2 separate regions of the Homo sapiens genome follow, and region 1 is linked to region 2. Evidence: chromatin contacts called from ENCODE Hi-C or POLR2A ChIA-PET data. All regions are on one chromosome and are shown on one strand. The core of a region is the stretch at or near the end of the contact, and the rest is flanking DNA. Distances in the headings are between cores, read along the strand shown. Region 1 overlaps CEP112 (centrosomal protein 112). Region 2 overlaps AXIN2 (axin 2).

Region 1 (4,076 bases), core at 147-2,646, 380 kb after region 2:
CAATGCATTTATTCAGACATGATTAGACTTTAAGGTTCTAGGAACAAAGATGTTCAGTGAAAGGCAACGAGTTTCACTGCATGAGAACAAAATGCATATTACCACCCACTACTGTGTCTAACACCACATTCCAGTTTCTGGTTCTTACATTGAAGTTTGAATGCCCTCTAGATTATAGCATGCTATTTAGCACCCAAGTATTTCTTTGTAAATACCAAGGATTGCAATCCCAAAAATATTAAGTCATCAGTGTAAAATTCAATTAGAGTTCTAAGATTACTGATTCATAGATAATTAGTATTGTGGTCAAGAATAAATTTAAGGAATGATTAAAGGAAGCACAGTCAAGCACACTTTGGTTTTTTGTTTCTAACTCAAGACTTTGGTTTCAAGACTCTCTTTCTTTCAGTGCTTTTCATATTGGACCTCAAGTGAGATTCTCCTTAATCTGTCCTCGGCAATCCAGACTCCAGTACCCTTGATATTTTCCAAGCAAGCCATGGCTGTTCTTGACTCTAGGGCCTTTTGCCCATCATACTATCAGTAGGTCTTTTCATTTTTTTTTTTCATCCAGTCAGTCTTTTCAAAGTTGACTCAGGTTTTCCTTCTTCTCTAAGGTGTTCTTTAATCCCACTAACTGAATAAATGCCTTCCTTCTCTCTATGCTCTAGGACTTAACATCTTTATTCTTCTAGCACATTGTGTATTTCTCTATAAAATGGAAATGTTTCAAATATGTAAGCTTTGTTTAGTAATGCAGATAATGAGCCCACAAATAAAAGAACTATGGCAAGTCTTTCTTTTGTATATTTATTAAATAGCTGCCATGGTATGCGAAGTAAAGATGTATTAAATTCTTAAGGATGAGGAGGAGGGACATCAGCAAGATGGTAGAATAAAAGTTCCACAGCTCCAGTCTATCTCATAGAAATCCAACTAGCAACAATTCACAGACAAGAAAACCTTCGTGAATATTCCAGAACATAGGAGTGAGGCTGACACATGCTCTTGGATTACAGAACTAACAAAAGTCACATTACAAAAATAATAGAAATGGTTTCACGTTGACTGTATCATCTCTCCCACAAACCACCATAGTGCCACACAGAGAGGATTCCCCTGGGCCCATGGTTTCTACAGTGGGAAAGAGGTGAACATCCAGCTTTCCCAGCATTCCAAGATGTTTGGCAGGAGGCCCACTTCTGCCTCGCCTTAAAAGGAACATTGGGAGTATTAGCAGGGCTAGAACATCTGAGATCAGCTATAAACAATGAAGGGAAAATGGAGCTCACAGCAACCTCTGCATTCTGGCCAGTGGAGGCACCCAACCAGAGAGAACAACAAATAGCATCACTGAGCAGGAAGCACAGTTGACAGATCTGCCAAGCTCAAGTCCCTAGCCAGATTTGCCACCCAGCCTCAGAGCTTGGCATACTTCCCCAGGCTCAGAGGCAAGCCCAGATCCCTGCATATCTGCAGAGCAGAGCATGTAGTCCAATACAATCTTAGCAGTGATTGCCCCTGTCTAGTGTTGGAGCCCAGCCTGAGGTGCAGGCAGGGAGCCAAGCCCAAAACTACACATAATTGTGGGCATAGCATCTAGCTTTGCCCATCTGAGTGGCTGGCTGAGCAGCAACCCCAGAGACCTTGACAGCATTGGAGTCTGACCTTCAGCCCTGTCCAACTACAGATTTCAAACATGAGTACCACCATGCCAGGGAACCCAGCCTGCAACCCTGCCTAATCAGAGGTTATCACAGAGCCCAGCCAGCAGCTGTGCTTGATTATGCAGCCTAGCCAATGGTCTCACTGGACTGTGAAGCACAACCAGGAGCCACACCTGACTTCATATAACAGGCAGCAGCCCCTCGTAACTAAAGAACCCAATAGCAAAATCTGCTTGCTCATGGTCACTATCAGCTGGTCCATCCAGAATCTTAGGCTAGACTAAATATTGAAAGTGTCCATCCCCACCAAAGGACATCTACAAAGGCCAAAAGAGGAAGCCAATTCATCAAACGTACAGACATGAAGGTAAGTACACAAAGATTACAAAAAAAATCAAGGAAATATACGCCACAAAAAGAAACTAAGAGAGAAAGCTCCAACAATGAACCCTAAAAATATGAGGATCTATAAAATGACTGACAATTCAGAATATTCCTTCTAAGAAGATCACGGATGTATTAGTTTGTTCTTGCATTGCTATAAAGCCCTGAGAGTGGAATTTATAAAGGAAAAGAGGTTTAATTGGCTCACAGTTCAACAGGCTGTACAGGAAGCATGATGCTACCGTCTGTTCAGCTTCTAGAGGGGCCTCAGGAAACTTACAATCATGGCAGAAGGCAAAGGGGGAACAGGTGCATCACATGGCTAGAGTAGGAGCAAGAGAGAGTGAGGGCGAAGGTGCCACACACGTTTAACAACCGGATCTCATGAGAACACCCTCACTTCCACGAGAACAGCACCAAGGGGATGATGCTAAATCATTCAGGAGAACCCGCCCCCATGATTCAATCACCTCCCGCCAGGCCCAGACTCCAAAACTGGGAATTACAATCTGAAATGAAATTTGGTTTGGGACACAGATCTACACCGTATCAATAGAATTATAAGAAAATATGGATAGAAAAGTAAATAAAACTTGGAAAACAATATGCAGACAAAAGAATTAGTTTGACAAAGGAACGGAAATTATTTTTAAAAATAGAAATCCTAGAGATAAAGAATACAATAACTAAACTGAAAAATTTTATTAAAAGCTTGAACATCAGACTCAAACAAATAGAAGAAAGAATCAGTGAGTTCAAAGACAGGACATTTAAAATTATTGAGTCACAGGAGCAAAAAGTAAAAAGAATAAAGAAGGCTTATGAAAATTATGGGACACCATCAAGAGACCTAACTTTCACATAATAGGAGATCCAAAGGAGAAGAGAGAGAGAAATGCCCCCCAAAAAAGCATATTTAAGAAAATAATGGCTGAAAGCTTCCCAAATCTAGAAAAACATGTCAATATCCAGGGACAGAAGATTCAGAGGTTACAATCGAATTCAACCCAAAGACAGTTCACGAAGACACATCATAATCAATTATCAAAAATCAAAAACAAAGAAAGAATTCTGAAAACCAAAAGACAGAAGATACATATCACATACAAGGGAGTTGTAACATGGCTATCAGCAGATTTCTCAGCAGAAACCCTGCATGCCAGGAGACAGTGGGAAGATATATACTCAAAGTACTGAAGGAAAAAAGCTGTCAATCAAGAATACTCTACCTGGCAAAGTTATCCTTCAGAAATAAGAGAGAAGTAAAATCTTCCCGCACCTCCATCTTCCCCCGAAAATGAGGGAGGTCATCACCATGAGTCTTGCCTTACAGGAATTATGAAAAGGAGTTATTTAAGCTGAGAAACAGTCACTTTCATATGCTAATAACATAAAACATATGAAAGTAAAAAACTCAATGGTATAAGTAATACATAGTCATACTCAGAAGACTTTAGTGCTGTAAGTATGGTGTGTAAAGCAATTTTATCTCTAGTATGATGCTTAAAAAACAAAACTTTTAAAAGCAACTATAACTGCAATAAACTGTTAAGGGAGGCCAGGTGTGGTGACTCATGTCTGTAATCCCAGCACTTTGGGAGGCTGAGGTGGGCAGACCACTTGAGCTCAGGAGTTCAAGACCAGCCTGGGCAACATAGTAAGACCCCATCTCTACTAAAAATACAAAAGTTACATGGGCACAGTTGTGTGTGCCTGTAGTCCCCGCTACTCGGGAGGCTGAGGCACGAGAACTGCTTGAACCTGGGAGGCGGAGGTTGCAATGAGCTGAGATTACACCACTGCACTACAGCCTGGGTGACAGACCAAGACTCTGTCTCAAAAAAAAAAATTGTTAAAGGATACAAATTATAAAAAGCTGTAAATTGTGAAATCAAAAACATAAAATTAAGGGAGAATAAAAGTGTACAGTTTTTATATGCAATAAAGTTATTATCATCTTGAAGTAGCCTGTTATAAGTAGAAGATGTTTTATGTAAGTTGCATGGTAACCACAAAGTAAAAACC
Region 2 (3,642 bases), core at 37-2,536:
GGATCACCTGAGGTCGGGAGTTCAAGACCAGCCTGACCAACATGGAGAAACCCCGTCTCTACTAAAAATACAAAACTAGCCGGGCGTGGTGGCGCGTGCTTGTAATCCCAGCTACTCGGGAGGCTGAGGCAGGAGAATCGCTTGAACCCGGGAGGCAAAGGTTGTGGTGAGCAGAGATCACACCATTGCACTCCAGCCTAGGCAACAAGAATGAAACTCCATCTCAAAAAAAACAAAAACAAAAACAAAAAACCAGAGAGCTCCCATTTTCTCAACTGCCCTAATTTCCTTCATCATCTTTATCATGATCTATAATGACTGGACACTGGTGTTTCCATGTTGAACACCTGTCCTGTGAAACCAGACTGTAAGCTCCATGAGGGACAGCCCTGTCCTCACACGAATCTCCGACGCTGAAAGTAGTGAGTGGCACGTGGCAGTGACTGAAAACCTTGCTGACTCTCCTTAAAGGACCTAAGACCATTAGATGGGTCACTGGAAAAGTTTTTTAGTTTAACAGGCATGGTGCAACACCAAAAAAGCCAAAACAGCCTTAAATAGCATTCAAACACTCTTTCTTCCATGCCTTCAGTCCTGCTATCTTGGTGGTATTAACACATCAACCATGTCTCCACTGTAAGAGCTATACTTCAACCTCTGTGGGGAGAAAATGACTCAATAGAAAATTCCTTCCTCCCAGCAAAAAAGACACCTAACTCAAACCCTATGTGTGCTCACACGGCTTTGCACTCGTTGTTTAACACATGGATCCCAAAATAAACTTGTCTCCCTTCACTTCCAACATAGAGGACTACTGTGTGACCAGTAATTAAAAATGGAATATACTGCTCTTAACTCAGTTGACTGCAATAAAGTACTTGGATTTTCCCACAATCATAACAAGACAGGGCAGAGAAAGGAGGCAGGGTTGTGGGGAGAGGCAGAGACTCGGTATTTCAGAACCCAGACCTTTGTCAAAAGTGCCACATAATTTTAAGAAAACGGAGTGGGGCTGTTTTCTTGTGATTACTTAAAAAAAAAGGCGGGGGGGGGGGGAGGAAACTCAAACCACGCTACAGTAATTGTACCCAGATGCTTTATTTCCTCAGGACTGTTGTGCTTCCAGTTGCTGCAAGGATTTTAAATTCCTACACAGAGTAGAGGCCTATGCTGCAGCTTCTGCATCAGCCTCACATCCACAGACCTGGTTTGCAACCTCAGTAAGCAAAGGGTTTTCAGCCTGCAGGTGGCAGAGACCCCCGGAACCTTCAGGGAAAGGAGGTGCCGGCTGCTTTCTGTTTTCCCCTATCCTGTTCTTATCTCCTCTTAATGAGATGCTGTGGCCCTGCCCCTCCCCATAAACCAGAGGGGAGCCTCCAGGCAGGGAGCACAGAACTGACCTGACAGAACTGACCATAGGGGTCCTCCTCCTTCTCCTCCTCTTCCTCTTCCTCCTCCTCCTCCTCACGTTCCCTTCTCAAAACAATGCAACTTCAAAAGTATATGCTTCTAAGTCTGTGCGTTCAGGGCTTTCCAAGAGCCCTCTGAAAATTTACTCACAAGGTCACTGCCCAAAAGGCAATACCCTCTTCAACAAGCATTTTCTAAGGCAAGATCAAGGGACACTCGGCAAGGGGCCAGGACTCCAACAGCACTGGGCAACGGGACCTTTTGAAAACAGGCAAACTTTTACAAGTGGATCTTAGCAAACTGCCCTCACCAGAGCTTCCATCCTCTAATTGTGGACTACTGCTTCCAGCATATCTTTCCTATGGCATCATTTTCTTTGATAATTGAAGCCAAGCTTGATTCCAATGGCTCCGCACAAAAACGGGCCTCATCAGCGAGTTCTTTCAGAGAACTGGAAGCAGCACTCGGAGCCAGCAGAGGGCCATCTGCTGGGCCCGACTTCTTTTAAGGGAGGCCAGAGCAGAGGGCCCAATGGGAGGCAGATGAGCCCCACCTTGGGCAGGACACACAAGGGCCCGTGCAGAAAGGCGAGGACACAGGGAGGGCTCTGTGCACCCAGCACCTTATTCTCCTCCCCAAAATAAATGCTGGGCCCAGTGCCCAATCCCACAACCCCCCTTCGCACACACCTCGACACTGTGCGTGTGTGTGTCTGTGTGCCGGGGATTTTACACGTGCTCCTACCAACAAGTTGCTTTTGCTCTAGGTTATTTATAGCCATTGTCAAAAGCCCAGGCATCCCCCTCAACCACTCAGACCAGAGTCCTGCCCTCTGAGGATAATTCCTGCTCTTCCGCCCCAACTATTTATATTAAACCTGACACCAAATCAGTAAGGACACAAACAAGTCGTTAAAAACGAGGCTCCTTTGAGTGCCCGAGGTAAACACAGGGCTTGCAAGCCTGGCCAGTGCCCCAGGCATCCGGCTGCCAAGACCGCTCCTCAGCAGCTGATGAAGAAAGACCATCCTCAGCAGCACTGACGTTTCTGTTCCATTCATTTTACTAACTTATTAAGCCCATCCCAGATGCCAGGTACTCTGCAGAATGAGTGAGTGTGCGGGAGAGGGAAGGGGGGAACTTAAACCTTAGATGGGATCTCTACATTCCAAGAACTAGCTGGAAAAACAGACTTCAGTTCAATAAGAAAGTTGAGGCATGGGGGTCAGGGGGCCACTCTAAAACCTTACAATGGAAAATGGGCTAAGCCAAGAGTCACCCTTTAAAAGTGACATCCCAACCTGGTTGTCCTATTTACATCATCATTACTAATTATACTAATTATAACACTTTGCGGCGGTTCAAAACGTTTCTCTCTACAAAAGGCTTTCATGTTTATTATTTTGGTCCTAATAACAATCCTATGACACAGACAGAAGGAATGGTGCCCACCCATTTTACAGATGGGCACATGCCATTCAGAAAGGCTTCAACACCCAAGCAGTAAGTGGTGGACCGGGCTGGAATGCAAGCCTTTGAATAAGGAGTCAGCAGACCTTTCCATACACTGTGCACACACTCGAATATCTTGCACGTTAAAATGATGTGAGATCATCTGGCTATGTCTTAAATTCTCTTTAAATATGCCCAGTTAAGACATATGAGCTTCAGAGAGTCCTTTAAGATGCTTCATCTCAACCCAACAGTGGGAGAAGGCACACGTGAATCTCGTATGGAAACTCTCAGGTCAATGACAAGCTGTCACCTCTTTATCAGTGATGTCCACGGTTCACAGCCAAGAAGGCAGCCCTGGAAAACAGGAGCTTCTGTCCCTGCCTTCTGGATCTCAAAAGCTTCATGAGTTGCATCCTGGTAATATCCCAGATGAGGCAAGCCCAGGCTGAGTCGCAACTGCCCACCCACAAAGGGGAGGGTTCACAGCAGAGCCCTGCCTGGGGAGGGCGTCCAAAACCACACACTGTGCTATTTACGAAGGTGACACTCTGGTCCCGGCAGTGGGAGACACAGAAGCCCCAGTCAGGAGGCCCCTGGAGAAGCAGCCTTTACCACGGCTCTTAAGTAGTCTCAGCTCTGGCTGCCAGGCTAGAGGGCAAGGAGGCCAGCGCCAGAGGCTTACCCAAATGGTCTCATAATGGGGCGGGCAGGCGTAGCAGGTGCCCGGCGACTGACCTACTGCAGAGGCCAGACCCAGGATCTTCCTCCCAGACAACTT

The links. A loop is a pair of places that touch in the nucleus more often than their neighbours do. ChIA-PET counts read pairs that join two places held with the same protein, here RNA polymerase II (POLR2A). Pooled maps may share reads with other maps.
Region 1: a map of cardiac septum shows a loop between it and region 2 (4-fold over the local background). The contact joins two enhancer-like sites. A Hi-C loop is called at or near these places in 2 of 168 maps with a recorded cell type or tissue (cardiac septum and heart right ventricle) and 4 of 50 pooled maps. POLR2A ChIA-PET finds 5 or more read pairs at or near these places in 1 of 52 experiments (OCI-LY7).

What each region holds. Positions count from the first base shown.
Region 1 is chr17:65,930,300-65,934,375 of GRCh38, forward strand. The region is part of intron 18 of CEP112 (centrosomal protein 112); the gene reads right to left. Among named protein-coding and RNA genes, the nearest start is that of CEP112, 260 kb to the right of the region's middle. Within about 2 kb of position 1,397, at least 2 of the 41 ENCODE cell types and tissues checked have a DNase peak (open chromatin) inside an H3K27ac peak, as active enhancers do.
Region 2 is chr17:65,552,804-65,556,445 of GRCh38, forward strand. All of the region lies in intron 2 of AXIN2 (axin 2), which reads right to left. Among named protein-coding and RNA genes, the nearest start is that of AXIN2, 7.0 kb to the right of the region's middle. RefSeq lists enhancers at 1,622-2,394, 2,395-3,168. Within about 2 kb of position 1,287, at least 2 of the 41 ENCODE cell types and tissues checked have a DNase peak (open chromatin) inside an H3K27ac peak, as active enhancers do.